3 separate regions of the Homo sapiens genome follow, and regions 1 and 3 are each linked to region 2. Evidence: chromatin loops called from intact Hi-C (ENCODE). Cell type or tissue: heart right ventricle. All regions are shown on one strand. Each heading gives the region's core, and the rest is flanking DNA. Links, peaks and the distances in the headings are about the cores only. Region 1 has its middle 16 kb from the start of PPFIBP1. Region 2 overlaps BMAL2-AS1 (BMAL2 antisense RNA 1). Region 3 overlaps PPFIBP1 (PPFIB scaffold protein 1).

Region 1 (10,340 bases), core at 2,089-10,088, 72 kb before region 2:
TAACACGTGCAGTTGCACAGGGCTGCTTAGAGTGGTCCCCATACTTGGTTTAATGCTTGACTGTTGCTGTCTTGAAATTCTTAGAAACTTTTAAACAAGGGAACCCACATTTTCATTTATGCTGGACCCTGAAAATTATGTCACTTATCCTGCCTAGAAGGGTTAAGTAACTTTCCTGGGGTCCCTGGATTAGTTTGCTTGGGTTATCATAACAAAGTCCCACAGGTCAGGTGCCATAAACAACAGAAATATATATTCTCATGGCTCTGAAGGCCAGCAGGCCAACATCAGTGTCAACGCAGGTGGTACCTTCTTCTGAAGCCTCTCTTCTTGTCTAGTGGATAGCTACCTTCTCTCTGTCACTTCACATGGTCTTTGGGATGAAGGCCCACCCTCTTGGCTTCATTTTAAATTAATTACCTCTTTAGTTGTCATTTCATAATTGTTTGTAATAAAAATGGAAAACAAAAATAAAGAATAAAAAAAAACTTACTCAAGTCAATGTAGCTAGTATGTCATAGGGCTGGTTTGTCTACCTTGAAAGTTAATATAATTTCACTCCATCAGAAATTTCTTTAGAAAAATATGAGAAAGGTACATTTTCAAAATTAATAACTTTAATGAAACTGTATAAGAATGTCTCCAACAGTAGCAGAAAAAAATCAGAATATTTTATCTTTTAGTGGACAATTATCTAGGCAAGTTAACACACTGTTTAAGGCTAAAGACTGAAATACATATGACACATACATATCTTAAATTATATATGTCTTTATTTTCATTCATTATTTCCCCTAAATCATTGTATGGTTTTTTGGAGACATTATGAATTAGATTATTCAGGTGCTCAGCCAACTTTCTCACAGTGTTTCCATTTATGTAGCATTTGGATGGATTATTATCACCATACTTTCTTCCTAATGTCTTATGATAACTTAGTCAAGGTTGTGGGTTTTATGCCGGCATGAAATTCAGATATTATAAATCTGAGCTATTCATTCAGTAACCTTAATGTGGAGGCAAAGATGCTGACTGATCACTTGTGTAATGATCTACTGCATTCATTCTCCATGATCCATTTGTTTCACTCCTAAAACCAAAATCTTTTTTTTAAAAAGGAATCATTTGACACTAGCCGATGTTGAATTTCAGCTTTGCAGTTTTCTGTAACTTGAGAGCATATAAAATATACAATGAAGGGTTATTAAAAATAAATCAAACATCTTAAAAATAAAAATAAAAAATAAAAAAATTTAATTAATTACCTCTTTAAAGACCCTATCTCCAAATACATTCACGTACCAGGGGTTAGGACTTCCACATATGAATTTGACAGTGACAAAATTCTGCTCATAACCCACAGCCACTAAGTGGAAGAACCAGTACGCTTTTTTCCCTTCACTATGTTCTATTTGTCTTCATGAAATACCAGTGTGCATATGTAAGAGCAACTCTTCTTATCACTGGTTGGAGAAGCAGAGGCACAGAAAGGTCACTACTTGCTATTGTGAACAAAATGGCAATACAGGGAATATGTTAGTGACAGTCCTGGGACTAAATCTCAGCTCGCTTGATGCTAAATCTACTGCTAGGCCAGTATTGCTTTTCACAACCTACACACACAGACACGGATGCCAGAAAAAACTGTGTCTCTCTGCAATTATAGGTTCTTGGGCTGTCTGCCTTTGGTAGATTTCAAAATAGCACAGTTGATTCTGTTTCCAGCCAGGAAAAAAAAACATCATTACTCTTCTACTCACAAGCATACAAAGACACCTCTGTGGAATGAATCCAGCATACTGTATCCTAGCCTCTTTATCTCATTTTTGGCTGGCTCCAAGTATGACCAGTCAGCAGTGAGAAGAAAGTTTGCTGAGATAACCAAGGCTTAAGGTAACTCATTTAAATGATAAAACAGGAAACTCACTTCTAGTTTGGACCTGGATTGCATTTTAATGTGAACAGATCTGGAGTCTGGAACTGAAGACTTGGAATCGTACAATTATATTAAGTGACAAGGAAGGGAAGGAAGGAATTTCTTTTGAAGAGTTCTTGGGTGACAGCTGAGCAGGGAGAAGCATTTGTTACGCTGTGGCTTTTGAGTGGAGGGCGAAGGGTGGCAGATCAGGGAGAGAATATTCTGGTCCTAGTCCTGGCTCTGGCACAAACGTTGGGCAACTGACTTTACCTCTCCAAACCTTAGTTTCTTTTCTGCAACATGATGCTTTCAAATCCTATTTATCTCTCAAGTTTGGTGCGACCAGTGGGGTGTAGTAAGTGTTCTTTGTACAAACAGGAGAGCATGACATACAATTTTTCATTTAAATTCAGTTCCCAGTTATTGTAATGTGATATTTTATAATACATTACTTTAAAATAATTTTCCCTTATGATTAAAACATTGTACATCAGTGGGGAAACCAGACAATACCTTGACCAGGTGATCAAAATTAACATCACCAATGAGGGGCAGATGGACTTTGTATACTTCCGGAGATGATATCCTGAAAAGAACTCAACACCACTTAGGTAACATTCTGGCCAAAAATGCATAATCTGAATCTAATCCTGAATAAGCATCAAACAAACCCAAACTGATAGACATTCTGGAAAATAATTGGCCCTACTGTTAGAACATGTCAAGGGCATGAAAGACAAAGAAAGGTTGAGAAAGTCATCCAGATAAAAGGACATTACAAAGACTTGACAAGATTCCTAATACAAGATCCTAAACTAGATCCTACATGGGAAAGAATTTCTATAAAGACAGCATTGGAACAATTGACAAAATTAGAATGTAGGTGGTAGACTAAAGTAATGTATCAATGTTAAATTTCCTAAATTTTACAGCCATATCATTGATCTGTAAGAGAGTATTTTTTGTTCTTAGGATATACACTTCCAAGTATTATAAAGAAAAGAGAATGGCAACATAGCAAGACCCTGTATAGAAAAATAAAAAATAGAAAAAATAGAAAATAGAAAAGAAAAAAACAGAAAAATAATAGAAAAGAAAAGAAAATTAGCCCAGTGTGGTGACCTGTAGTCCTAGCTACTCAGGAGGCTGAGGCAAGAGGATTGCTTGAGCCCAGGAGGTAGAAGCTGCAGTAAGCCATGATTGCACCACTGCACTCCAGCCTGGGTGACAGAGTGAGACCCTGTCTTTAAAAAAAGAGAAAGAGAGAGAGAGAGAGAATGATATATGCAGACTTTCAAATGACTCAGGAAAAATTATAGAGACAGGGAAATTAATTTAGCAAATGTGGTAAATGTTAAATATTGGTGAATCTACATAAAGTGTATATGGGAATTTCTCATTCTAGTCTTGCAAATTTTCTGTTAATTGTAAGAATACTTTTTAATACAAAGGCTTTTAAAAAGTTAAGCCTGACATGATGGCTCATGTTTGTAATTCTAGCACTTTGGGAGGCCAACGCAGGTGGACCACTAAAGCCCAGGAGTTCGAGACCAGTCTGGGCAACATAGTGAGACCTAATCTCTAAAACAAATGTTAACAATGTGCCAAGCATGGTGATATGTGCCTGAGGTCCCAGCTACACAGGAGGCTGAGGTGGGAGGGATCGCTTGAGCCTGGGAGGCTGAGTTGGGAGGGATCACTTGAGCCTGGGAAGTCAAGGTTGCGATGAGACATGATCATGCCACTGCACTCCAGCCTGGGCAACAGAGTGAGACCCTGTCTCAAAATAAATAAATAAAGTTAAAACATTCACTGCATAAATTTTTCTGAAGAAGAAAAGTCACTTACAATCCTACCATCCAGAGAAGACTGTTCACTTTTTGTGTGTACTTGATTTCTCTAGAAGAACGAGTTATTTGGTGGCAACTGAGCAGCATGAGCATTTGTTGTGCTTCAGCTCACAGGTGCAGTGGAGGGGGAAAAGAGGCAGATCAGTCCTGGTTATTCGTTTGTTGGGGCCTGTAATCTAGTCTGATCAGGTGGTTCCCAGGAGGAAGTCAGCCTGGAGCTTCTGGGAAAAGATTTTCTCCCACTCTTTCCTTCTGTTGCATAAAAATGTTTGGAGCCACGGCAGCCACCTTGGGACTATGACGGGAGAGCCAAGAGAATGGAAGAAATGGTGACTCAGAGCAATGACACCATTGAGCTGCTCAACTAACCAACCCTGGAACCACCCTCGCTGTGGATATTTTGCCACATGAGATAATAAGTGTCCTTATTCTTTAATCCAATATAATTTAGGTATCCTGTTACAGATAAAAGCATCTCAACTGTTAAACCTCTACTTTTATAGAAGTTACTGCAACCACTTGCTTTGCTTGTTTATCAACACATGCAGCAAAAGCCCTTCCAAAGGGAAAAAGTCATGAGACAAAATCTGATTTTTGAGCATATGGCAGTCTCACCAGCCAGAAGCTATTGGGACAGGCAGTGTGAGCTCCTACCCAGAAGGTGGGAAAGGAAGCCAACATAATGCTCTGGAATGGAGAGGCCTTCAGTACTAGAAAAAGTAACTGGACTTTAGGCTTGAAGAGAAGATTCAGTTTGGGGATGAAGTGGAGAAAGCAGAAAACGTTGTAGCCCCTGAAGTAGCTCACATCCAAGCTGGGTGGAGAGTGAGGCCATTGGCCGTTCCTTGACTATGTCAATGACCTTTGCATCTATATTGCTTCTGGGAACAGTGGTCAGTGGCAGAGATGATGCCAGAGATGGCCAGGGTTGCAGGTGGTTTCCAAAACCTGTAGCACTGGTGAAAGCTGCACTTGATATTGAATAAATGTTAGTTCATTGATTCATTAATAATTTTTGTTTGCTTGCTTGTTTTAGAGACAGGATCTCACTCTGTCACTGAGTCTGGAGTGCAGTGGCACAATCATAGCTCACTGCAGCCTCGAACTCCTAGGCTTAAACGAGCCTCTCACCTCAGCCTTCTGAGTAGCTAGGACTACATGCACCTGCCTTCATTCCCAGCTGGTCATTCACAAATATTTTGTGAACATTTACTATCTTCTAAGTAGTGTGCTATATGCTAAATATGCAGGGCTTAACATGGCATTGTTCCTGCTTTCATAGAACGTACAATCCAATTTGGGGAGGCTGCATGTCACTTGAAAAGGACACAGATATTGCAGCCAGATAAATCTAGATTCAAATCCTGATGCTACCTTTTACAGTGGGACTCTAAACAAGTTACTATCCTCTGTGCCTCAATTCTCTCATGTATAAAAATGGGGATAATGATAATACCTGGCTTATAAAATAATTGTGAGGATTAAATCATAAAATGTGCATGAAGTACTTAACACAGTGCATGAAACATACTAATGTTTTTAAAACAACATGACTGTTGTTAGTTATTACATATTATTGTTATGTGTATATCTAGCCCATTTCCTCCCTCCTGGTTACCTACCCCTTTTAAACCTTGACCCCCTCATCCTGGGTACAACTTATTCCTTTTCCTCTTTAGCCTTTTAGCATTCAGACATGTTTTCGGATATTTTGTATATAATGTGATGTCTATATAGTCCTAGTTTAGTCTATGCTTTTGTGGAGCTTACATTTTCATGGAAAGAGACAGATAAACAATAAACCTAATAAGTAAATTATATATTATGGTAGAAGTCATGACAAAAAATAGAACAGGGCAGGTTTGGGAGAGGTGGGATGGGGATGGGAGGAATGCAATTTTAAACATGATGGTTATACGAGCCTCATTAAGAAGACGGCATTTTAAAATTCACTATTTTAAAGTGTACAATTCTGTGGTTTTTAGTGTAGTCACAATGTTGTACAACCATCAACAGCATGAAATTTCAGAATATGTTCATCATTCCAAAAAGACACTCCAAACCAATTTGTAGTCACTCTTCCCGACCTCTGACAGCCATTCTTCTGCCTTGTCTCTGTGGATTTGCATATTCCAGACACTTTATATAAATGGAATCACTCAATCTGTAGAATTTTGTGTCTGGTTTCTTTCACTTTACATAATGTTTTCCAAGGTCACCCAGGTTGTAGCATGTATCAATACCTCATTCTGTTTTGTGGTTGAATAATAACTCTATTGTATCAGTACACCACATTTTGTTTATCTATTCATCAGTTGATGGATATTTGGTTTGTACTTTTTGACTATTATGAATGCTGCTGCTATGAACATTCACATACAAGTTTTTATGTGGATATATATTTTCAATTCTTTTGGATATATACCTAGGCATGGAATTGCTGAAGGTATATGGTAACTCTATGTTTAATTTTTTGAGTAAGTGTTTTCCACAGTGGCTGTATTATTTACATTCCCACCAGCAATATAATAGGATTCTAATTTCTACACATCCTCACCAACACTTAGTATTATCTGTCTTTTTTATTACAGCCAAGAAGATAACCTTTGAGCCAAGATTTGAAAGTACTGTGGGAGTAAGCCATGGAGAAGAGACTTCCAGGCAGAGGGGCTGGCCCAGGCAAAGCCCTGGTGACCAGAGTGTGCCTGATGTGTTCCAGGAACACCAAGATGAACAGTGGAACTTGAGAAGCGTGATCGAGAGGACAAGTAGAATAGGATGAGGCTTGAGCCAACAGAAGGCAGTGGCCAAATACAAGTAGTTGAAAGGACTTTGGCATTTACTTTGAAAGAAATGGAAAACCACTGAAGGGGTTTGGAGCAGAAAGGTGACATGATTTGACCTGCATTATAAAAGAGTGTCACTCTGACTGCTGAATTGTATGTGGGCAAGGGTGGAATCAGGAGAACGAGAGCAAGTTGGTTGGTTTTTGCAACAATGGTGACATGCAAAGGTGGTTGCTATCAGGGAGGTGGTGAGTAGCAGTTGAATTCTGCATGTGTTTTAAGCAACAAGATTTCCTGACAGACTGAGAGTGGAATATGAAAAAGGAAGGAGTCAAGCAAGACTTCATGGCTTGTTGTTCACTTATTTTTACTTTAAGATATATCAGGAAGTGTGTTCAAATTCATTTCTTCACTATTAGGTCAAACCCAAAGTTCTTAATTAAGGCAATCTCACACGTTTAAAAATATTATTCATGGTAATAATAATAATACTCAAAACCTATTAAACATCAGGCTCTTTAATCCAGCAATCTCATGAGGCAGGTATTATTTTTCTCAATTTATATATGAGTAAACAAAATCGTGAGAAATAACTGGCAGCTCCCCTAATTTTTGTCCCTGCTTCCAACATAGGATCAACTAGAGAAAGTCAAATATGCACCCCCTAATCAATCACCTGGGATGTCCCAATCAGGGCTTATCCAACCTTGCCTTTTTCCCACTCTAAAGCTTTCCCACTCCTCTGCCTGCCTTTGAGTCTCTGCCAAAATGCAACTGATGGACTCCTTTGTTATTGCAAGCTCTGAATAAATAGCCTCTGCTTGTTCTCATTTGACTGTTCTTTATTTCCACAAGTGTCTTAGGTAATGTTCTCTGGGAAAAGGACTCTGAGACAAAGACTTGCACACAGGTTTACTGGGGGACACTCACAGGGTGGACAAATGTGGAGGGGATGGTAGAAGCAGAATGGGGCAGATGGAGATGAAATGTGATACAATTGCACTAGAGGCCTCAGCTGACCCCACCAGGAGCTCTGCGGCTAGGATGGCCCTCTAAAAAGGTACCCTGGGTTAGGCATTGGATGCAGACCACCCTTAGGGAAGGAGAGGAAGCTTAGGTTAGACAACTGTCTTTGACTAAGGCCAAGTCCAAAGTAGGGTCTTGCTATGAACTCTCAGCAGATGGGGAATGGTTGTTTGGATCCCCCTCCAGGGAGAGAGATTAGCTGACCCCATCCAAACACAGTTGACAGTGGATCATGTCTTGAACCCAACTTTAAATCCAAGTTCAAAGCTCCTTTCACTACAGCATAGCTGTCTTCACCTAAAAACATGACAAATGGAGATTTTGTGAAACTCATGTTCTTTCCTCTTAGTCCAAAACCAAAAACATATTTATGCAGTGATTCAGACATTTTTAGCAAATGGTTTAGAGTACAGCAGTTGGCTCAATTGAATATGGCATTAAAATATCTGAAATAAAACCCGACCTGACCAACCAAAAGCAGTTAGCTGAGTTACCACACGTAGACATTCATACCCTCTTAATATTTCCATATGTTACTAAATGTTTCCCTCTCTCAATAGAGTACTGTGACTTCCAGCTTCCCAGCTTGAGATGCTGATGAATTGAAAACAAATTGATGTGAAAATATTACCATTCCCACTTCAAAGATATTCATCTCCCAGGGAAAAGTATCCCATCTTAGTCAAAATCCTAATCAAATATGTCTTGGAAGTTAGTAAAATATTAATTTATTCTTTAAAACAATCTAGTCCTCTAACTTACTTTGTCTTTAGTGTTATGTGACTATCACAAGATTTTAAGCTTTATTGAACTCACTACTTCTTTTTGGGATTTACGGGTAAATCAACCAGTACTGTTTCTAGTTATGGGAACTTACCTGATGATTATAAAAAACATACACCAAGTTCTATCTATAAATTTGTCTGAATAGTCCTTGTATCTGTAAACAAGATAACTGTGACTTTTTAAGATCTGTCAGCATAGTCCCTATCACAAGACCTTTTGAATATGTTAGTCATTGCTCCCAGAGCTTTTGGCTCTTTGCCTTTCTGTGTGTCCTGGAAATTCCTTTACGCTCACCCTTTCACCCTGCTCCCAAAGAACCTTGATTAACCTTGTATGGGATCTCAGCTAATTTGTAATCCCAGGTACCTTTTGCCCATAGAGCATGGTGTTCTTAAACTTTGAGTTATAAGAATTGTTAGGGGAATCTATTAAAATAGAGGATATCAGAGATTCATACCACATTTAAAGAATCAGAACTTCTGGAGGTGATGCTCAGACAAATGTAGAATTAAATGCCTCTTTTTGGAATTCTGTTAAATATCACAGCTTGAGAACCACTTGCAAACAAATTGCATATTTCTAGCAACCAATACGCCCAGTTTTCTGGCTACAGAGTATCAGGATAAAAGTGATGATTGGAGTCCATTCTTTTCAGCAGCTGTGTACATAATGACAATCCATGGAAGTAGAAACAACAGGCTGGATTAGGCCAACAGTGATCCATCTCTATGGTAAGACCTATTAAAAATGTTAACTAAATAAATGCAAATAATAGGGCTGATCTAAGAAAAATATCTGTAGAAGAAATTGGCATGGCCAAGTGATTGCTAGAACACAAAAATAAGATAGTAAAGGAGTTGAAAATTATTTCAAGGGTGTGGGAAGATGGGGGCATTGGAAAAATGGCTGTGATTGAAATTATTGAACAGATAAATATTGAATATAGGACTGAGGTGAGGTGATAGGGAGGCTGCAAAGATAAGAACCACATAGTTTAATTTACTTCAACGGGTATTTATCAAGTCCATACAAACTATGTGCACCGCATTTTCCTACAGTGTACCAAGGCATGGTTACCCAATTTGGATTTTTATTTTTAAAAATAAAGTTCCCGGGCCGGGCACAGTGGCTCACGCCTGTAATCCCAGCACTTTGGGAGGCTGAGGAGGGCAGATCACCTGAGGTCAGGAGTTTGAGACCAGCCTGGCCAACATGGTGAAACCCCGTCTGTACTAAAAATACAAAATTAGCTGGGCGTGGTGGTGCGTGCCTGTAATCCCAGCTACTTGGGAGGCTGAGGCAGGAAAATCGCTTGAACATGGGAGGCGGAGGTTGCAATGAGCTGAGATCGCACCACTGCACTCCAGCCTGGGTGACAAGAGTGAAACTCTGTCTCAAATAAATAAATAAAGTTTCTGGATCCTGCATTAGCTCTACTGAATCCAAATATCTGGGAATGGGGGAAGTCTCTAATGTATAAAGCTCCCCAAGAGATTCCAGTGCATCTAATCAATGGGCCAGCATTTGGGAATCACTATTCCAGAGACCAGAAACATGAATGAGGCATAGTGTTTGTTTCTAAAGACTGTACAAACTGGTATGGTGAGCTCTATGCTGTACCAGCTTTCCTAACTTTGTTTTATATTCCTGGCTTCTAAATTTTACTCATGGTTTTTCTTTTCTCTGAAATGCCTTTTTGTCATTTCTGCCATGAAAATATTATTCATCCTTCAAGATCCAGTCAAATATGAGAACTGGGACCGTATTGCATATCTCTTGGCCACCAGCCTTCCAACTCCACGTCCATTACACAACCAAATACCGTTAAGATCCAACCTCATAATGTCTGCTTCATTCATGGTCTTTGCATTTCCATCTCCACCTCTTTGGCTCACCTGTACCACTGAATGGCTTTTTAACTACTCTTGCACTCCATCTGCCCTCCTACTCTAATTTATTCTTTATGGTTCTATT
Region 2 (11,524 bases), core at 2,092-10,091:
TGTGCTGATGAAAAGACTATGAATTCTGCAGCAGTGGGGTAAAATCTTCTGTAAATGCCAGTTAGGCCTATTAGATATAGTGTGTAATTTAACCCCACTGTTTCCTTGTTGATTTTCTGTCTGGATGATCTGTCTATTACTGTGAATGAGGTGTTAAAGCCCGCACTATAATGGTACTGCAGTCTCTCTCTCCCTATTAATGTTTACTTTATATTTTTGGGAGCTCTGGTGTTAGGTGCATAGATGTTTATAATTTTTATATCCTCTTCCTGAATTGACCCCTTTATCATTATATAGTGACCATCCTTATCTTTTTTATAGTCTTTGATTTGTAGTCTATTTTATCTGATATAAGTATAGTTAGTCATGCTTGTTTTTGGTTTCCAGTTGCATGGAATAGCTTTCTCAACCCTATCACTTTCGGTCTACGTGTATTTTTATAGGCGAAGTGGGCAACTTGAAGGCAGCATGTAGTTAGATATTACTTATTTATCAATTCAGCTCCTCTATGCCTTCTTTATTATTATTTTTTTGAGATAGAGTCTTACTCTGTTGCCCAGGCTGGAGTGCAGTGGCACGACCATGGCTCACTGCAGCCTTGACCTCCTGGGCTCAGGCGATTCTCCAATCTCAGCCTCCCAAGTAGCTGGGACTACAGGCGTGTGCCACCGTGCCCAGCTAATTTTTATATTTTTTTTGTGGAGACATGTTTTGCCATGTTGCCCAGGCTGGTCTCGAACTCCTGAGCTCAAGTGATCTGCCCACCTCAGCCTCCCAAAGTACTGGGATTATAGGCATGAGCCACCATCCCCAGCCACTCTATGCCTTTTAATTAGAGAATTGAGACAATTTACATTCAGTGTTAGTATTGATAAGTAAGGACTTACTACTGTCATTTTGTTGCTTGTTTTCTGTGTTTTGAGACTCCTCTCTCGCTTTGTGGTTAAGTGATTATCTCTAGTAGTATATTTTAAATTGTTGCTTTTTATTTTTAGTGAAGCTACTATAGGTTTTTATGCTGTGGTTACCTTGAGGCTTACAAAAAACATTTTATAGATATAAAAGTTATTTTAAAGAGATAACAACTTATCCTAGATCACAAATAAAAGACTAGAAACAAAGGCCAAAAAAAAAAAAAAAAAACCCACAGAAAATTCCACACTTTAACTCCACCACCCCCAGCACACATTTTGACTTTTAGTTGCCTCAATTTATTTTAATATTGCCTGTCTCTTAACAGGTTGCTCTACCTATTGTTGTTTTTGTTAGATTTATCTTTTAGGCTTCATTCTAGAGTTATAAGTGGACTGCACACCACAAGTACAGTCATAGAGTATTCCGGGTTTGTCTGCGTATTTAATTTGCCAGTGGAGGTTATACCTTGAATAGTTTTCCTTTGCACGTTAGTGTTTTTTTTCTTTCAGATTGAAGAACTACCGTTAGCTTTTCTTGCACAACAGAACTGGTGTTGGTGAATTCTCTCAGCTTTTGTTTTTCTCTAAAAGATTTTATCACTCCTTCAAATGTGAATGACAATTTTGAGAATACAATATTATTGAGTGACAGGTTTTTATTTTTCTTTTAGCACTTTGAAAATGTTTTTCTATTCCCTCCTGGCCCCTGTGGTTTCTGTTGAGAGGTCTGTGGCCAGATGAACTGGAGCTTTTTAATATATTATTTGCTTCTTATCTCTCACTGCTTTTAGGATCTTCACTTTGTCTTTAGCCTTTGGGAATTTGACCATTAAATGCCTTGGGGTAGTTTTATTTGGGTTGAATCTGTTCGGTGTTCTAAGACTTTCCTCTACCTGCACATTTATATCTTTCTCAAGTTTAGGGAAGCTTTTTATCATTATTTCTTTGAACAAGCTTTCTACCTTTTGCTGTTCCTCAGTTTCCTCTTAAACACTAATAATTCTTAGATTTGGTCTTTTGAAGTTTTTTTCTATATCTTGTAGGTGGTCTTTGTTCCTTGTTCTTCTTTTTCTTTTTTCTTCTCTATGTATTTTCAAATGCCAGTCTTCAAGCTCACTGATTCTTTCCTCTGCTTGGTTCATTTTGCTGTTGAGAGCCTCTAGAGTTTTTCAGCTCAGCAAATGTATTTCTCAGTTCCAAGATTTCTGTTTCAGTTTTAAAAAATCATTTCAGTGTCTTTGTTAGATTTCCCTGATAAATTTCTGAATTGTTTTTCTGTGTTATCTTGGAGATCGCTGAGTTTCCTTAAAACTGCTGTTTTGAATTCTTGGTTGGGGAGCTCACAAATTGCCGTCTTGTTAGGGTCAGTCACTGGATTTTTGCTTTGTCTTTTTGGCGAGGTGATGGTTTCCCATTTGCTTTTGTTTCTTGTGAGTATATGTCTACGTCTTTGCATTGAAGGATTAGTTATTCAAGTCACTGCCTCCTTTTCAATTCTAGGTGACCTTAAGCTAAGGTTCAGCTTGCCTATAATAAATGGTTGAAGCACTGCCTGTCCCAAATGGGGAAGGTCCCAAAGGGATTATCCCAGCAGTGTGGGAATGCTGGCTAGGGTTCGTGCCCAGGGGTCCTGGGGAACATACCTCCTAACAGCCACTTTTATCTGGTGTCTCCTTTGGCCAAGTTACAGAGCAGAGTTTCTGGGCTGAAGATGGTAGCCCTGCCTCCCTAATTGTCTCTGCCTATCCTTAGGGATATCTCTCCCATGAAACAGTCCTAATGCTACTTGTGGGTTAAGGCAAGGACAGTTCTCCTGCCAGAAAAACCAAAAAGGTGAGGAAGCTTATTAACCACCTCAATTTCACTTTTCCAGTGCAGAAACCGTAAGTTGGATGGGGATTTTCCATGTGGTTCATGTCTTGCAGAATGGGGTGGAAGGGGTATTGCAGGTGCAGAAGTCTGGTTCTCCTACCACTGTCTAAGAGTTCTTCCATTTCTCTGTGGCCCCAGGAACTGTCTCATCCTCATACTTGAGCTCTGGTTTGTTGCTGGTGAAGATCTCAGTCCTATATATTTGTTTGTTTGTTTTTTTGTGGGGGAAATGGTGGGTGGGTGGGTGGGGGGAGAAGCCAGCTTGCTTCTGTGTGGCCATTTTGGAACTGGAAACTCCAATCTCCTGTATTTGCTAAACTGGCAACTCTAACATGTAAAGGATTGATACAGATAGATGAATGTTTGTTGAATGAATGACTAATGTAGTTGATCAGATGTATAGAGTAAGAAGGAGAGATGAGTGAATGATGTCTTCCAGGTTCCTGGTTTGGAAAATGGGCAAATATCGGTACCCTTCAGAAAAATAAGGACAATAGAGGAAAAGCAGGTTAGGGAAGAAAGGCAAAGTGATGAATTGCACTTTGGACAGGTTGAGGTTAAGTTCTCCCTGGAACATATTAACAGATATGACCAGTAGGCTGTCGGCTGCATTGCTCTGGAGCTAAGGAGAAGATCAGGATGGAATCATAGGTTTGAGAGTTATCATCAATTAATGGTAGTAAAGCTATAGGAGTGGATGAAACCACAGAAAATAAAGCAAGTAGAAAGCAGCCCTAGGATGAAGCCTAAAGGAACTCTGACATTTGAATGGCCAGCGGGTTAAAGGAAAACCAGGAGTGAGATATCACAGAAGCTGAGGGAGGAAGATTCAAGAAAGGGAAGAAGTGGTCTGCAGTGACTAACATTCCAGAGAAATAAATGTTAAAGAACACCAAGAGGTCAGTGGTGACCTTGAAGAGAAGCATTTCAGTGGAGGAGGTGAGACAAGAAGTGAATTGGAGAAGTGAAAGCAGGAAGCCCGGGAGTGTAGGCAAGTCTTATAAAAACCCAACTGTGAAGAGGAGGGTGGTCACTGGAGAAAGACATGGGGCCTAAGGATGATTGTGTTTGTGATCAGAGTAAACAGAGCAGGTTTAAATGCACAAGGGAAGGATTTAGAAAAGAGGGAGATGTTGAAGATACAAAAGAGGGAGACAGACTGAGGTGTTGAGGGGAAATCAGATACAGAGCCCAGGTGAAGGGGTCTTTGGACAAAAGGAGCTCTCTTCCATATTGACAGGAAGTAGGCTGGAGCTGCGCATGCAGGTGAACTGGTAGTTTAGGAAAAGGAAACTGATTTATGGCAGGAGAGCTCTGTGCATAGATTCTTTCCCCTGAAGAACCCCCTTCCCTTTGTGAACTGTTCATGCCAGTTGTACTTATAATATTTAACAATGTGAGCTGAAGGAATCAATTTAAAATAAAATCGAGTGAAATAAAATCAAACTAAATGAAATCTACGCTTTGGGAAAATCCTTTAAAAGGTGAGTTGCTACTTTTTTGGGTCAAAGTAGGTGTGGGCAAAATCAACCATAAAAGTTTGGATTAAAAAAAAAACCCAAAATTGCTTTCACCTGTATTGCTTTACCTAAAAAGTCCAAACTGGACATCGTCAATGATAAATCATTGCCATTATTTTTGCAGAACTCCAATTTATGGACCTTCTCCAAAAGGTGTTGGCTCTAACTCAGATGATTAACAAATGGATGCCCACTATGTTTTGTTTTTGTTTTTTGAGACAAGGTCTTTCTCTGTCACCCAGGCTGGAGTACGGTAGCACCATCATAGCTCACTGTAGCCTCGAACTCCTGGGCTCAAGTGATCCTCCCGCCTCAGCCTCCCAAAGTGCTGGAATTACAGGTGTGAGATAATGCACCCAGCCCCACTTATGTTTTAAGTTAAAATAAAATGTCTACATCATATATATGTTTCTTTTTTGGTGATTTCCTGCTTTAATAAGCCTTTTCAGCTAATGTAACAATGTGTAGTCCCAACCACATCCCATAAGGGGGTTTCTGCTGTACTTTGATGGTGAACATGGCGAAGTGATATGCATAGTCATCTTTTGTAAGGGCAATGTGGTGACATGGAAAGTTTGAAGAGAGTGAAAAAGTCTGAAATTGCTGTTAATAGGGAATGGGCAAGACAACTGGCTTCATAAATATATGTAGCCTTACTGTCATGCCCTATGTATCTATATCTAGCCCATTACCAGGAGGGGCACTATCTTACCACCTTACTCTTAGCTAGCTCACCAGGAACATACCTGGGGGTCAGTGGACGGAGCTTTCCTTTACTTGATCCATCTGGGTCAAGTGGATGGAGTGGATGGAGCATTCCTTTACTTGATCCATCTCATTACTTTTAAATTCATACAGAGTCAACCTTAGCTAGGCACCCGGAAGCTCATTATTTCCCTGACCTCCCTCAGTCTTTCCTTTCTTTTGTTTTCTTCTTTTCGTTTCTTCCTCTTTTCTTTTCTACCCCTCTCCTCTTCTGCTAGACCCATCCTGTGAATGCCCCCACCATGGTCAGGGCTGGAGGAAGGATTGTTCCTGGCTGCATTCTGGCAGGACAAATGTGGATCCATCTGGTTGGTCACTCCTTAGTTTTCCATATGGTTCCCACCCATCCCCTACACTTTCCATTCTCCAAAGTGCAGTATTAATAAGGTAAAACCAAACCAAAACAAAACAGACAAAGCAACCTTTGTGTTGTTAATACTGATGAGCTCCCCACCCAAGGTGAGTGCTGCAGACTGAATGTTTGTGTTTCCTGATTCATATGTTGAAATCCTAACCCCCACTGTGATGGTATTAGGAGGTGGGACATTTGGGAGGTGATTAGGTCATGAGGGTGGAGCCCTTGTGAATGGGATTAGTGCCTTCATAAAAGGGGTCTCAGAGAGCAACCTTTCTCCTTTTCTATCATGTGAGGACACAGCAGGAAGACAGTTGTCTATGAACCAGGAAGTGGAACCTTCATCAGATACTGAATCTGAGAGTATCTTGATTTTAGATGTCTCAGCCTCCAGACTGTGTGAAATAAATGTTTGTTGTTTAAGCAATCTAGTCTATGGTATTTTTGTTATAGCAGCCCAAATGGACTAAGATAGTAGGAATGGAAAAGATAGAAGTGGGTGAAGAGAAACAAGAACCCCACGCTGCCTCACTGAGGCTCATTGGTGGGAGACCATGAATTTATACAGAACTGTGACTTTCTCCAGAGATGCCTGGTATCTCTAGTGTAGAAATGGGGTCACCAGAGAGCTGAACTGACCCAGAGGTGGGAATTTTTGGAGTCACTAGAGCCAAAGATAATGGGGCCAGGAGGTTGAGAACATTGTCAGAGTAAGTGAAGTGATAACCTTGGACCAGTCTGGGTAGGGAAAGAAGAAGAGTGAGAGAGAGAAAGAGAGAGAGAGACAGAGACAGAGAGGAGAGAGATGGGGGATGGGGGGGAGAGAGAGAGAGAGAGAGAGGTAACAAAGCAAAATAGGAATCAGATGAGTGGTGGCATCAATGAAGATAAAGAACAAACAGGAGAATGTTTTTTTCCTGCCCCTTTTGACAGAAAGAAAGGAAAACTACCTCTTTAGAGTTTAGAGTAGGGGTTCTTCATTATGGGGGCGGGGATTTTGCACCCCACCCTCCCAGAGGACATTCAGCCCTGTCTGCAGACATTTTTGGTTGTCACAATTGCCGGGGGGGGGGGGGGGGGGGGTTCTGCTGCCATCTAGTGGATAGAGGCCAGGGATGCAGCTAAACAGCCAACAGTGCACCGGACAGGCTCCCACAGCAAAGAATTATACAGGATGTATAATTAAAGAATTATACAAATGTCAGTAGTGCCAAGGTAGAGAAACCCTGCTCTAGAAAATGTGTCACTGTCATCTGAAAACTGAAGTCATCTGAAACCCTTCAAAATGGGAACATTACCCAGGAGTATAAAACGTGCCTGGCTAGGGAACCCCAGCTTCTCAGCACAGTTTACCCTGCTATGAAAGAGAATGTGAAGGTCTCCAAGAGGACAGGGAGATTTCAGGAGCCCCTTGGAAGGTGGTGGTTGTGAGTGGAACCTTCCATGGCCTGGTAGCAGGTGCCGCCTCGTGTAGCAGACAGCTTCCTACAGACACTCCCTCAGTCACTGCAGCTGCCCATGGTGTGGGACACCCCTTCCATCTCTAGAGCAAACATGCCCTCTTATTTGACTTACAGTACCCCCTTCCCTTAAAATGTCCTCTATTTATATAAGTTTGGACTATTTCCATAGCTGGGGAATGGCTACCTTATTTTCTCCTTAAGCTGCCACAGATATTACTAGTCAACTTTGCAGTATTTTTTTCTTCTTGTTTTTTTAAATAAACTAATTGTCTAAATCCAGTGATAAAAAAGAATGGATCTTTTTCAGTTGGTTTGTTTTCCTGAAACATATCTTCTTTTTGTGTTCTAAAGATACATAGACAACTTCTGTACTCAATTTTGCTACAGAAGGAGGGTCATTGTTTGACAGCTCATTAGATGTTATATTTGGAAAGCTGTCTCTGTATTTTGCTCTTCAAATGTGGGGAAATTCTATTATTACTAAGATCACAAAGAATAAGAAGCCTCAACAAGTCTAGATAAAATGGACCAAGCTAATACCAGACACAAAGCAAGCAATAGTTCTCTAACAGTAGCGTGTCTCGGAATCACGTAGAGGGCCTATTACATGTTTCTGGGCCCCATATTCAGAGTTTCTGATTCAGTGGGCTCAGGTGGGGCGCAGGAATTTGCATTCCTGACAAGCTCCCAGGTGACACTAATGTTATCAGTCTCAGGACCACATATTAGGAACCACTGTAGATTCCAACATTTATTTTTGATGGATTCTGTTTTGGCGCTAGGTTATGTTTCAGAAAGCAGCTCTTTATTTTTCAGAACCACATAGCATGTTACTCTCTAATGGTTGTTCTTGTGGCCACACATCTGAGGTTGGAAAACATTAAGCTTTAAGATGTTTTGCACAGGGAGGTGGGAGTTGCAGTGAGCTGAGATGGCACCACCGCACTCCAGCCTGGGTGACAGAGCCAGACCATGTCTCCAAAAAATGTTTTGCAATCTTGCACGTTCAGGGCAACTGTTGGTATGATTTTTAATAACTTTGCTTATTTTCTATGACCTCTTGAGAAGAAATATTTTAATAATAAATGCTCACCAAAACTGTATCTATGTAAACACATAATCTAGAGTTAAAGGAAGAACGGCCTCTAGGCAGTAGGCCTAAGCAGCCATGATTCCTCATTTGTGTAAAACACCAGCTAGATATCCAATTAATAATGACTTCATTCCTTTTGTGGCTTAGTTTTTCAATATTTTTAATAATTATAGTTTAAAATAATCACTAAAAGTTGGGTAGAGTTTTAGAATTTCCTTTCTCCTGACACTTTTGCAATGTTCATTCCTGGTTGAGAATATGATATATGTGTGTGTGTGTGTGTGTGTGTGTGTGTGTGTGTGTATACACATCTGCATCTGCCCATGGTGTGGGACATCCCATCTCTAGAGCAGATGCCCTCTTATTTGACTTAGAGGTAGCCCCCTCCCTTAAGATGTCCTCTTTCTATTTATATAAGTTTGGATTGTTTCCATAGCTGAGGAATGACTACATTGTTTTCTCCTTAAGCTGCCACAGATAATATTAGTCAACTTTGCAGCTGTACTCTTATGCTGTTAATTTTTCCTTCTTGTTTTGTTAGCGACCAATCCTCTAAATCTAGTGATAAAAGAGAATGGATCTTTTTTAGCTGCTTTGTATTCCTGAAAATGCTAGCATACACACACACACACGTCTATATGTGTGTACGTGTATGTTTATTTTTTTCCTGTTTTTTAACCTTTAAAAATTATACATTTTTGTGGAGACCAAATTCCACAAGATAGTTACGATGTAGAATAAAGTTGACTAACATTTTCCAGAGAACTGACACCAATGTTATAAATGGCCATTCTGTAGCAAATACTGGAGAACTGCTTCAATAATACTATTTCATACAAATCTAATTTCATAGTATTTTAATAGAAACAATATAACAAAAATGGTTCTGTGGACAAATCAATATAAAAAATGAGGATTAATCAGTGAAAGAATTTGTCTGGGAGGATTTCTCAATGAGTTTAATATGCTTGTAATCATTGTGAATCTGCAGCTATGACTGTTTTTCAACGTGACATGTTTGGAGAATTCTGCTTTAATGAATATGCTTTTGGAAGTGTTTTTGAAGACATAATGACAAATAGATTTCATGTCATGTGTCACCTCAGTTGATCATGAATGGTTGCCTGGAGCTCTGTGTTGAAAAGGGTTCTGAAGCCCACTTTGGGTTCAACAAGAAAAACGTGATATTTCTTTAGCTGCACCTGCTGGAGATGTAGAGAGGATATGGTACAAATGCTATCCCTCTTTTAAATATGAACAGGGATGGTTCTTTTTTTCTGTCTCCCATTTCTTCTTATATAGTTGTATAAATTAGCCTCTCATATTTACAATGCTGAACTGAGTAATGATTTACAAATACAATTTTCATACTACATATTTCAAGAAATTTCCTAAGGTTTTCAAAATGTATTTCATGGCATTTGTTAAAAGTTTCTAATGTATTTTTTTTCCAAAATAAGTACGACACGTGCTTCAGCAACTGAGATGGAAATAGACACCAAAAGCACAAGCAACAAAAGCAAAAATAGACAAGTAGGACTGCATCAAACTTAAAAGCTTCTGCACATCAAAGGAAACAATAAGTGGAGTGAAAAAACAACCTATGGAATGTGAGAAAATATTTGCAAATCATGTATCTGATAGGGTGTTAACATCCAGAATATATTTTTAAAAACTCCTACAACTCAACAAAAAAACCAAATAACTTGATTTAAAAATGCGCAGAGGACAGAAGATATACAAATGGCCAACAAACATCGAAAAGACACCCAACAACACTAATCATTAGAGAAATGCAAATCAAAACCACAATGAGATATCACTGCACACCCATTAGGATGGCTACTATCCAATAAACAGAATAATAGGAGTATAACAAGAGTTATAATAAGAGTTGGCAAGGATGTGGAGAAACTGGAACCCTTATGCACTGGTGATTGCAATGTAAAATGGTACAACCACTACGGAAAACAGTTTGGAGATTTCTTACCTTAAAAAAAAGAAAAAGAAAATGGAATTATCATATGATCCAGCAATCCCACTTCTGGGTATATGTCCAAAGAATTGAAAGTAGGATCTTGAAGAGATATTTGCACACCCATGCTCCTGGCAGCATTATTCATAATAGCTAAGAGGTAGAAGTAACCTAAATGTACTTCAATGGACGGATGGATTTTTTTAAAATGTGATCTACAATGGAATATTATGCAGCCTCAAAAAAGAAGGAAATTCTGTCACATGGTACAACATGGAAGAACATTGAGGCTATGATGCTAAGAGAAATCCAGTCACAAAAAGACAAATACTTCATGTATTTGTATTTAAAGTATTCGATCTTTAGAAACAAAGCAGAACAGTGGTTGCCAGTGGCTGAGGAGAAGAGGAAATGGTATGGAGTTTCAGTTTTGCAAGATGAAAACATTCTAGAGATCTGTTGCAAAACAACATGACTACAGTTAACCACTAAATGTGTGGTTCAGTAGTGTTAAGGTAGTAAATTGAGGCCAGGTGCAGTAGCTCATGCCTGTAATCCGAGCACTTTGGGAAGTCGGATCACTTGAGATCAAGAGTTCAAGACCAGCCTGGCCAACATGGCGAAAACCCATCTCTACTAAAAATTTAAAAAATTAGCCAGGCATGATGGTGCACACCTGTAATCCCAGCTACTAGGGAGGCTGAGGCAGGAGAATGGCTTGAACCCAGGAGGCGGAGGTTGCAGTAAGCTGAGATCGCACCACTGCACTCCAGTCTGGGGCAACAGAGCTGTCTTAAAAAAAAAAAAGATAGTAAATTTCATGTGTTTTTTCATAACTAAATATCTTTTGTAAAAGAAATTGCTGTGCTTTGAGTTCAGGGGGTTAGGGTCCCCGAGAGCACACAATAAATCAAAGGTTTATCAAAATCACAGTTGAGAGCATGCATCGAGCTGCTCGGGTCTGGATTCTAACTCCACTGCTTATGAGCGGTGGGGTAACCTTGTTAAGTTACTTAACTCTTAAGCCCCAGTTTGCTTGTGTGTAAAATGGGGGATAATACCAGCATTTATCTTCAGGATTCTTAGGAGGCTTACATTAATACGTGTAATAGGCTTAGGAACTGTGCCAGCCACGGTAAGTATTTAATAAAGGTTCGATTTTATTCTTATTCCCTCAAAATTTCAACAACGCAAGAGAATTCAGATTGTAGCATTGGGCAGATGGTTCCAAGAATAAACATGTTGGAATTAGATTTCTGTATATAACAAAAGTTTAAAGGAATGCTAACACAGCCAAACTGTTTCTGAAAGTTTGGTTCTAACACAGTGGAACCTCCTGGGTTCGAGCAATTCTCCTGCCTCATTGATGGGTAGTCTGATAAATTAAAAACTTTAAAAGGAAATGTTAAAGTCAGAAAAAGCCACTATTCCCTCTGTTTTCTTATATTTTATAAACAAAATATATAGAACTATATTTTATAGTTTGAACACTTTTCAGAAAATAAGAGAAGAAAAAGTGATATACTATCACATAATGGAAAGATCAGTATCAAACTCTACTGTGTTT
Region 3 (11,524 bases), core at 1,659-9,658, 210 kb before region 2:
AGGAGTTCAAGACCAGCCTGGCCAACACGGTGAAACCCCATCTCTACTAAAAATACAAAATTAGCTGGCTGTGGGGGCATGTGCCTGTAATCCCAGTTACTCAGGAGGCTGAGGCAGGAGAATCGCTTGGATCCGGGAGGTGGAGGTTGCAGTGAGCCAAGATTGTGCCACTGCACTCCCGTCTCGGCAACAGAGCGAGACTCCGTCCAAAACAAAAACAAAAACAAAACCCAGGGAATTCAAATTCCATGAGCTCTTTGAAGATGACACAGATCATAGATGTGTTCAAAGTCAGGGGGGGCAACTCAATATACCCAAAGGTGCCTGAGGAGCTGTTGGGCTAGTCCTTCAACTCTAGTGCTTACAGCAGATCTTTGAGTTTTTCCTCAATAATCATCACTCAGTAAATATACTTCAATTCATTTTGCTCAATATACCAAAGAAAAATGTTTGTGAAGCATTTAAAACATTATGAAGAAGCAAACTCAAATTTAGCCCACAAGGAGGGTTCTAGTCACTGTTTTGTTTTGTCTCACACAGGGTAACATTTTTAAAATTGAAAAATTAAATATATATATTCTGATTTCAGATTCAGAAATATAAACTTACATATATTCAGATGTTATGCTATATTCATATATCTGAATTTCTGCTATATATTAAAATATACTTAAAAATCAGATCCAGTGAAGCATGGTGCTGCACACCTGTAATCCCAGCTACTTGGGAGGCTGAGGTAGGAGGGTTGCTTGAGCCTAGGAGTTCAAGACTAGCCTGGGCAATGTAACAAGACCCCGCCTCCAAAAAAAAAAAAAAAAAAGAACAGATCAGACAACATTGTGCCCGTATTCAGACTGGTCCTGCAAGAGCTGAGGATGATTAATGGTAGCTCCTTTTAAACTGGGTGTAAACACCATCATTCTGCCCCAATCCTCACCACTCCCTATTGTGTACAGATGGCTTATCAGGCTTATTTCTATTAGCAGTCTGATTGCTGCAAGCAATCTGAATTTGCCACCCCAATTTAAAAGGCTTTGTAAGTATGCTGCAAGGAAAGAACAGTATTTAAAAATCACTTGCCTGAAGAACGAGGGATTCTTTATCATTTTCTAAACGTGCCAGCCTTTCTTGATACACATCTCCGTTCCCTGGTAGGTGTCCATTTGTCTGAAAAAGGAAGTAATATGGGTAAGGCTGATCTTCTCTAAGAATGATATATCGTAGATAAATGAAAATCACAAGTGTTCTTAGTCCAAGGGGCCTGAATTGAATCTGCACAGCTGTCACTGTCAAACAGAAAATACGAGAATGCAATTTGGTTCATTTACCACAAAAGAGGTAAGACAGGCATGTTAAGCATATAGGCATGTTTTGCCAAAGTAAACAATTTCTTATCAAGCAGAAAATAATGACCCACAAGGAACAGTGGATACTGGTATTCTTCACTGAGAGCAGACACACACCCAGGGGCAGGCAAAGCTTTGTGAGTATGTAGGGGGCACCCCGAGTTGTTGAGGTCTGTCTCTCTTCCTCCAAAAGCTTAAACACTCAGGCCACAGTGACTTCCCCTGGTAGCGCAGACTAGCCTCACTTATCTCCATTTTAACACTTTTTGTCCTGATCTTATTAACTTGTGAGTTTGCTTCTTTGTATAACGTTACCTTCTATTCCAGGGCAGAGCCTATAATTCGTTTGGTAACCTCCCCAGCATCTGGCTCAGTGCTCTGTGTATATTGATGCTTACTATTTCTTCCCCTCCCTCCTGCCCCCCACACTTTTTTAAAAAAAAATCATGTTTCAGTATATTTATGCGTGGTATAAATGCCAAAGGAAGTATAGATTGAGAAACGATGTATAGATTGTTTCTTCCTCAGCTGCCTCACATGCAAGTCATGAAAAAGACACACAAAGAGGCTCACAAAGAACAGAAAACCTAAAAGCACCACTTTGAAACGTACGTAGTAGCATAAGTGGTGTCTCTCATAATCTCAACATAACCATAAGATAATGTAATCCCAATAGAATTTCCTGATTCTTCATTCAAATACAATAGAAATAAAAGCCAGCTGAAATCCGAAAGTGTTAGATGGGGCCACCCAGGGTTCAACTGAAAAAGAAAATAATACCTTCAGATTTAGAACCAGAAAAAATACAAACTGTATAACTTTACTGCCCAGGACACATCTGATGTGACATCTACTGTTTTTCCAGAATTAACTGATACCATTGTTCTATCTTTCCAATAAATGCAGTTTCTAGTATCAATTCTTGGAATAATAAAAGTCATGTGCTGGGAAGGGGGAAGAAAAAAAACAGGGCTTGAATGAAAAGGAAAATTTCAGAATGTTTTTTCTAAAAACTTTAGCATACTGAATACATTTTCCAAAAGGCCACTAAGAATCAGAGGCTAATTTAGTAAGGGTGCAATGCATATTTAGAGTGGATTAAAATTTTAAAATCAGCTGCTTTGCCACATACCTCTACAATTACCACGGCATAATTCTGCTCATATTGTTAACTGAAGTGCCCAGCATTAAATTACAAGTATTATGAAGAGTGTGATGGAGTGGCCTGGACAACTTCCATTCCTGGGGACTAACATAAAAATAAATTGTGCACAACTTCTCAAGGGCAGTTTTTTGGAAAAGAGCCAGGATGAATAACGCATGTTCTCAATCTTAAGAAAGTGCCAAGACAGGCCCTGTAGAGCTTTAAATTCCTTATTTTGATTATGGACATTAACAGCCATCTGTTTTTAAAATCCCATACAAGTAACAATAGTTTGGAAACAGATACATTTCAGTAAGTAGAAAAAAACTGCTGTTTAGTGAGGACAAAAAGTAAAACTGGCCAAGGGTGGTGGTGCATACCTGTAATTCCAGCACTTCGGGAGGCTGAGAATTGTGTGAGCCCAGAAGTTTGAGGCCAGCATAGGCAACATGGCAAGACCCTATCTCTTAAAAAAAAAAAAAAAAAAAAAAAAACTTAGCCAAGCTTGGTGGTGTGCGCCTGTGGTCCTAGTTACTCTGGAGACTGAGGGAGGGGGATCACTTGAGCCCAGGAGGTGGAGGCTACAGTCAGCCATGTTTGCGCCACTGCACTCCAGGCTGGGCAACAAAGCAAGACTCTGTCTTAAGAAAACAAACAAACAAACTGATCTTTCTTCTGGTTGGAGGAAATTATAGCAAGATGAGAGCAATGTTTCCTCCCAAGCTACTTTGTATGATATGGAAGTGAGGTGTTCCAAAACCAGTTCTCCAAAATTAGCCCCAAATAGAAACAGATACTGAAAATTGGCTCAAAATTAGCATATTTATTTTTCTCAGTACTGTATTGATATTTACAAGCACTCATAATGCTCAAGGGTAGTTTAGTATATTAAAAGTCACTATAGGAACATAAGGCAGAATTTAAGAGTGATCAATGTTATATCCTTGTGTTAACTTAAGTAGGTAAAGACTGTTCTGTCCACCTGTGTTTATATTTCTGCCAATTTTGTTTCCTTTGCATTAAGAATGTTGGCAGTAAGATCCATTAGGTAAATACCCTATTGTCTCTATTCTTCCTTCAACTCCCACGTTCTACCTACCAGGTCACTCAAAACCTCCCCATATATGGCATGCTCTTTCACACACTACTTTTATTCCTTCTGCACGGACCGTCTTTTCCCACCCTTTCTTCTTCTTTCCCCATTCCTTAAGGTCCACCTCTATCAGGGCTTGGTCTGTGAGGTCTTCCTTGAATTCACTGTTTGCTATATGCCAGCGACAGTATCTACATGAACCTTCATTACAGCAGGCATTACTCTGAATGCACTAAGGTTAGACTTGACTGCATACATGTCTCTCTCTTCTAATAGACTCTGCATTCTTTGCAAGTAGATTTGCCTTGGCATGTGACATACAGTGGGCGATAACTAAATGTCTGTTGAATGGAAGAATGACGATAGGTGTTCAATAAACACTAGTTGAATACAAGATGACTGCAGGTTTGGTTTTGATCTGCCCTTCTTGCTTCTCAGTGGGTCTTTATTTATGTGTCCTCTATAATCTGGTATGCACGCCATGGTTGACCTCTATCTAGACTGGCTCCTTTTTCCTCCTGTACTCTCTCTTCCCACTATGTTTAGGAGGTGATCTCAGAGCCTTTGTCAGCACCACGCTCTAACCAACTGAGCTAACCGACCGCCTGATCTCAGAGCCTTTGTAATGGACAATAGTTAAGGCCATCTTGTGTGAGCTCCCTTAGACACCTTCTTCCTCAGTGCGTAATAGTATAATATATATTACCTCTTATTTCTTTCCTTTCTTTCGTCCTGCAGGCTTGGGAGAACTGATTCTTAACTCCTTCCTGAAAGCTCATCATTCCACTTCTACTTTGGAACCTTGATTTCCTGTTTTGCTGGGACCTGTAATCACCACTTCTACTTATCATTTTCCATTTCTTCCTTTTAATGAGCTTTCTTCCATTTTCCTTTACAACAACTATCCCAAGGTTTTGTACCCAACACTCCACTCACCTCCCACTCCTCCCTCTCAGATCAATCTGTCTTTCATAACCCATGTCTACCTCCTCTTTACATGGTGCCATTCTCCTTTCCCCATCTACGGGCTGACCTTCTGGGTCTTGTCTTAAACTGTGCTCTTTAGTGTTTCATCATATTCTGCCTCAGGTAGATGACTAATAATTTTATGTGAGTTGGTCACTCAGCCTAAGTTTCTCAGTGCAAAACTGTCTTACGTTTCTTTTGATTCTTCCATGGTGCTTGTAAAATCCTGAGCACGTAACTTAAAATGTATTTAAGTATAAACTCTTGTTGAGTCGATCTGACTTCCACAGCATATTAGAGAAGCCTAAATCACTTTACCTTTCTACTTTAGCTCATGGTGCAACCCCTTATTGACCGCATTCAATCCAGCTAAGTCGAAATTGGAGTCAACTTGGGGACTTCAACAGTACAGTATCCAACCAATAGTGTGTATGCAGAGTCAGTGGGGGAGATATAACTCAACTGTAACATTGGTACTTTGATTTAATTAAGGAACTTATGGCCTCTGCCAGGTTTTCCTGGCACAATGGGGAGAAACACATCTAAAACGCTTTATCCCTCATAGAATTACAGAATCTTAGAGCTAGCCAGGAACCTCACCCGGAAAACGAATTCCCTGACTCTACATGGCAGGTGCTACACATAACATTAGAACACCATCTACTTTTCCCTTCACCATCTAAGTGGAAAGCCTTCTATTTATTTATTTATTTATTTATTTATTTATTTATTTTTGCAGTTGCAAGATTTAATATAGTGAAAACAGAGCTCCCATACAACGGGAGGGGACCCAAAGGGGGTTGCCACTGCCAGTTCGAATGCCTGGTTTATATCCCGATCATTGTCCCGCCCCCTGTGTTCTCAGGTGATAGATGATTTGATTATTTCTTTACCTCCTGCTTTTAGCCTAATTGGTATTTTAGTGAGCTCTCTTTACTACCTGATTGGTCGGGTGTGAGCTCAGTTACAAGCCCCGTATTTAGAGGTGGGTGTGGTCACCTTCCCCAGCTAGAAAGCCTTCTTTTTATATCAACTTCCTTTTAATTATGAAGTATTACAATCAAGCATAAAGACATAATAAATGTTAACATCTTTCCTTTGTGTCTGTTTAAAAAATGTTTTTTATTACAGAAAATTTCAAATAGATTTAAAGTAGAGAAATGCACGTGATGAAACCCCATGCACTTGCCATTCCATTTCAATAGTTATTACTTCACGGAAGGTAGGAGTCTCACCCACTGTTTTTACTTATAACATCATGCTGTGTTTTCCTTTGATTTTCTGGGTTCTATTGGTTTGCATTGGTCTACAGTTGTCTTTCCTGTTTCCCCTTTGTTTTGCTTTGTTCTTTCCTGAGCTCTGCTGTCCTGTCTAAATCCAAAATCAACATACAAGCAGTGATTTGCCACAATAATGCTTATTTATTTTATAAAACAGAAACTAATTTTGAGTGTAAGATTCCTAAATCAGAATGGTAAGTATCTAAATTAAAATGGGGAAAAGAAAACAGCCCCCTTTTTAAGGTCAACAAATGTTAAAGCATAGCTGGATTAGTAACACTGCATATACACAAATACACGCACACACCACATTCCAGCCAGTCATTATACTTATTTTTAAAACTAGTTATTAAAATTGTCACGCAGTCTTGATTTCATAACTCTGTTTTTAAACATTCAGGATCAAGAAAGGAAGAGTAAGGCTCAGTCCATGAAATCTCCTTTAAGTAAACATTATCTCTAGTTACCAAAAGAAATAATTACTATGACAGCATTTTGTACTCAGAATTATACCTCTGCCACGCATGCAAACATTTCCTGCATGCCTGCTCTCCACTAGACTCTGAACTATGAGGAGAGATTGAGATAAGACTTGAATCTTTCAGCCATGAAGAGCACAGTCATATTGCATTTGAGTTCAATACCATAATAAGGCATCTTACACCACTACTGTCCAAAGAGTCAAAGAACATGATATCAGTGATGCTGGAAACCAAGCAACCAGGCAGTGGCAGTACTCCGCTCCCCTGTCCTCTCACTGGGTGTGGTGGAATGAGGGCATGAGCTTCGCAGTGGGCAACCCGGGGGTGGGGGGCGGGTACATGTTTAGACTATAATATTACCCTAGTCATAGGTACACACCTAAGTCCCCTGAATTTGGGGAGGACAGAGAAAAAAGAAGTTCCCAGTGTTCCTAAAAGCGAAGCCCCAGCTCCTATCTCAGTATAGCAGCAACTTCATTCATTCAATATCGTGATTCACTCATTTATTCAATATTTGTTGAAAGCCAGCAATGTGTGACAGGATACGAAGATCTAGAGGAGGAATCTCTCTTCCACTTTGGGAAGGATAACATGAGACCAAGAAAAAGTCCCTATTGTTCTTGTCACATTTTCTTTCTTAACTCACTTTCCCAAAGGAACAGGGAAACCTCTTTCCCTTCAGTCCTAACAAATACCAGTGGCCTAGGATTCCATGAAAAGCACATCTTTTACCTCTGTAAACTAAGAATTCTGCCGATTTGATCAATTTGTTTTTCTGTGTCTGTGAACACTTTCTGTGGGAGTTTACTTGAAGACTAAGGGGAAAACTGCCTTAATTTTAGCTAGGATGTCTCAGTGAGGCACCGCATAACTCAGATAATTGTGATCACATATGGGATACAATCTTAAGATGTACCTTGTTTGCCAAGGCCTGAGAAAACATTTCCTGGAGGCACAGATGAAAAGCAAAGCTGGTCAGAAAGCAGCAGGGATCGGAGGGTGGTAGGACGGGGACTGCTTCGTGGGGCTGGGAGTCAGGGACTCAGGAAGAACAGCCAGCAGCCCTGCAGAGAGCATGTCCCGTGGCTGAACTCTTTTAAGTTATGAGTATTTTTATTTTTATAGCAACTTTTAAAAATATACATTTGGGATTAATATTATCTCACTTTTAATGTAAAAATAAGAGAGAAGGGTATTATGATGATTTAACAGGTCAGAAGCCAGTCCAGAACACCTCACTTCACCTGTTTACCTATCTCATGGGTGATGATGCCTGCTTTGGCGTTACTACCATTAGTATTCACCATTAGTATTTCACTCACTTTGTTGAAAATTGTATTTTTGTAATTTCTGCTGACTTTGAGATGGCCTCATAATTAAAACTGCCAAATAGCCAGACACCTTCGGGATTTCACCACCTGATCCTCTGTTGACATGGATCAAGGTCATGATCCTCAGTTAAAAAAACATTATAAGAATGTTCTAGGGCAACTCATCAAGTTAGACCTAAAGTAAGTAACTACTTGCTTAACTCAAACAATTAGACGTATTTTTCCATTTTCCTTCTTAAATCTGGAGCTTCATAAAGCAAGTAATTCTCCATTATTAATATCTGTGTTAACACATTATATTTCATAATTGAAACAGAAAATTCACCCTCAGTAATTAAACAAATATGTCATAGTCTACAGTTTTTTTTAACCACAGGAGACGCACTTCTGAATTTTAAAAGAAATTTGTTCATTTCCAGAAGCCTAGAGCTACACTAATAAATTCATTCTTATAGATTTAATGTCCCCTCACTGTAACAGGCTACTAGTGTTGGTATTTTATCACATTCAGTGTCTGATCATATGAAACAAACAGGCAGGAGCAATTAGCAGCAAAGAAATAACCTGCATCCTACAAGAAACCAGGGGATCTCCCTGGCCCAGGTAAAATGATAATTCCAACTGCAAATGCCCAGTTGCACTAATGAAAAGGTTAGTATCCATCTTAAAGTACAGGGCCTCTCAAGTTGGCCATCATTAAACATGAATGGAACCTTAATTATATGTCTGTTATTATTAACAGATACATAATTATTTCCAAAAATTTTTGAATTTAAGTTTTTCTAAAATATCCCAGAAGCTTCTCTTCAGTCAGAGGAATGTTTGTACTCTTTCATTGCAAGAAGTGAACTATGTATGGGTGGTTTGTAACCTAACTCCCATTGCAACTGGACCCAACTCCTTCCCTCATTGCAAAGGGTTGCTCTTAAACATTTTCCCTCTACTCTCTATGCTCTGCTCTTCAGTATTACCTTTCTGACAAGCCTTTGACCAGGCATATCAATAAGTGCTCAGCATATGTTAGTTCACAGGGTCCTTACAATCCTAAGTGGCAGTAACCATCATCCCCATTTTACAGACCAGAAAACCAAGACACAGAGCTTCAGACATTTTCACAAGGTCATATAAGCTTCAAAGACTTAGGGCCAACATTAAAATTCAGGTCTGCAGTCACTGCAGCCTGCATTTGAAACTGCCTAGATACAATCCTGCCTTATCATTCACTGCTTCCTTTTTTAAAACATCATAATCTCTTTTATTTGGGCAGTTTTCCCATGTTCAATATGAAGGGGGAATTTGCTAGGATTCTGTGTTCCTTAAATTCTAGGATGCTATCAATTTTAATTTTTTATTGTGGTAAAATATATATGTAAAATTTAGCATTTTAACCATTTTAAAGTGTACAGTTCAGTGGTAGTAAGTACATTTACATTGTTTTGCAGCCATCACCATCATCCATCTAATTAACTCTTTTCATCTAGCAAAACTGAAATTCTATGTGCAGTAAGTATTATCTTCCCATTCCCCACTCCCCTCAGCTCCTGGCAGTCACCCTTCTACTTTCTGTCTCTAAAATTTGACTATTCTAAGTACCTTATTAATAAAAAAAGGAAAGAAGGGAGAGAGGAAGGGAGGAAGGATCCGAGCTAAAATGTATACATATACCCATTTTAAGATCATAAAACACATCCCAACTTCTGAAATATTAAATTGGAAAAATTTAATATTATCAGCAAATTACTAAATTATAAGTATATAATCTTCTACTTGTTGGATTCCCAATGCTGGCCCAAGTTGCTTTTTGGTTCTAAAATAAAGTCTATCGTGGTAGGTGTGTGGTGACAACTTAATTTCACACCTATGCTTTTGTGGTTCCAAACAGCCAGCCCTCCTCTCTTCTTCTTGCTTTGTTTTTTGCCTTTTGCTGTCTTTCTTCTTTCATCCTGTCATTCTCTGTGTGCTTGAGAAAACACACTTAATTTGGAAGGTTGGGGGCAAGGTGAGGAATTCATATAGATAAGTTAGATGGATAAAAATAAATTTAGCAACAACAACAAAAATTCCTTATCTCTCTGGATCTACATCTAGTTTATTTTGTTATTGTTACTTTTAGGATAAAAACGGAATCTTCATTAGTTCTGTAAAATATTTGTCATTTTGTGGATTCTCAAGGTTAAAATGTCAAATAATAAGACACAAAGCAACTGAAAACACAGATCAACAAGCCATTACCCATCCAAAGAATAAATTTAAAACAACTTCCATTCATTCAAACATGCAATCCACTTTATCATTCATGGAGCATCATTCATTACAAATATAACTACTGAGCCAGGCATTCTTCTAAGCACCAGGGATACAGTAATTTTTTTAAAATAAGGGCAAAAATCTGATTCCTGATGCTTACATTCCAATTGGAAAGACAGAAAATAAATGATATAAACATCACAAACACATTGCACATAAGAAAATGGTGAATGCTAAGAACAAAATAAGCAGGGAGATGTAAGACAAGGAATAAATGGGTATAATTTTAGTTAGGGTGGTGATACAAGGCCTCACTGAGAGCATGACTTTTGAGTAAACACCAGGAGAATGTGAGGGAGCTAGCCATGCAAATATCTGGCGAAAGAGCTTTCCAGGCAGAGTGAAAAGCCAGTGCCTGGAAAAGCCAGTGCAAAGGCTCTGAGGCCAGTGTACCTGGCATGTTTAAGAATCAGTGAAAAAGCCACTGTGCTTGGCGTGGAGCGAATAAGGAGATGTGTGACAAGAGATGAAGTCAGAAAGTCATGGGGGGCAAATCCTACGAGGCCTTGCAGCCCACAGTAAGCACTGTGGTTTTTACTCTGAGTAAGATGTGATGCCACTGGTAGTTTCTGAAAAAAGGAGTGAGTGTCATGATCTAACTTATATTCAGATGTAACCATCATTACTTTTTATCATTTCTGAAAATACTTTCACAGAACAGATTAAGCACATGTTAATGGACATGTTTTAGACACATGTCAAAAGCTGAACTACAGGTACGCTTCGGCTACTATTGCCATTGGTGGCCTCTGGGTGTGGGATAGAAATACGTTCTTCTAACAATAGTAAATTCCTTTTTCACTGCATGCTAAATGGTCAGAAGAACATGGAGTAAAGAAGGGGTGAGATAGGACATTGAAATAGACTAAGGAATATGTCAGGAAACACCAAGTACAGAGCATGAAGCAATCCCCAAAGAAATCAGCAAACCTGGACCCTTAAGTCTCTGGAGGAGAAATCTGTAGAGCAAATAGAAAGTATAATAGTAAGGCATTATGTGTTTTAACAAGTAAAATAACTCCAGTTTGTGTAGCTGCACCCCCACTAAAGGATAGATTGTACTATTCGCTCTCAGAAACGCAGAGGTAAACCAGGTGGGAACACAGAGTATTCAGCACAGGACTGGCTGGGAGCTCTAATATTTGTGTCACATCATATGAAAATGTTTTAGCTGTAGGATGTACTCTTAAGGTTCCCAAAGCAAGCGGTTTTCATGTCTACCACAGATCATAAAGTAGATCACGATTCTTTCATACAATTCTTATTAGCTTTTATATCAACACAGTTAACTCATAAGCATATGAGTGCATCTTACTGAAAATTGAATATCCTTTAAGCACAAAATATCTCCTTTCCTCTGTCCTCCACTGAATCTGTTTTTGTGACATTCTTTAGATTTTATGTATTCATCACAGATTAAAACCACAGTATTTCCAACCGTGCCCAGACAAAGGGTAGCTCTGCCACATCTTCAATTTTTGAGAAGGATGCCTAGAAAGCGGCCTCATTGTTCAGTGAGTAACACCATTAACCCATTTATGCTGGAGGTTGTGATTTTTTTTTTTTAAATGAGAC

What was found. A loop is a pair of places that touch in the nucleus more often than their neighbours do. Peaks named below come from ENCODE experiments on the same cell type or tissue, not always from the same donor. Only the 100,000 strongest peaks of a DNase experiment are listed, where the experiment ranks them.
Region 1: a loop joins it to region 2, with 2.5 times the contacts of the local background. A loop is called at or near these places in 16 of 110 quality-filtered maps.
Region 3: a loop joins it to region 2, with 5 times the contacts of the local background. A loop is called at or near these places in 99 of 110 quality-filtered maps.

The regions. Positions count from the first base shown.
Region 1 is chr12:27,502,976-27,513,315 of GRCh38, reverse strand. No RefSeq gene overlaps it. Among named protein-coding and RNA genes, the nearest start is that of PPFIBP1, 16 kb to the left of the region's middle. In heart right ventricle, for the core only: no CTCF peak of the experiment used is centred there; a DNase peak (open chromatin) is centred at 6,495; H3K27ac peaks cover 6,402 bases.
Region 2 is chr12:27,430,268-27,441,791 of GRCh38, reverse strand. All of the region lies in intron 1 of BMAL2-AS1 (BMAL2 antisense RNA 1), which reads left to right. It also overlaps a transcript of SMCO2 not described here. Among named protein-coding and RNA genes, the nearest start is that of BMAL2-AS1, 11 kb to the left of the region's middle. RefSeq lists an enhancer at 4,979-5,544. In heart right ventricle, for the core only: CTCF peaks have their summits at 6,354 and 6,559 (motif pointing left); a DNase peak (open chromatin) is centred at 6,510; H3K27ac peaks cover 649 bases.
Region 3 is chr12:27,635,705-27,647,228 of GRCh38, reverse strand. PPFIBP1 (PPFIB scaffold protein 1) reads right to left here. Exons shown (of 30, transcript NM_003622.4): 5 at 1,081-1,167. Among named protein-coding and RNA genes, the nearest start is that of REP15, 55 kb to the left of the region's middle. In heart right ventricle, for the core only: no CTCF peak of the experiment used is centred there; no DNase peak of the experiment used is centred there; H3K27ac peaks cover 3,233 bases.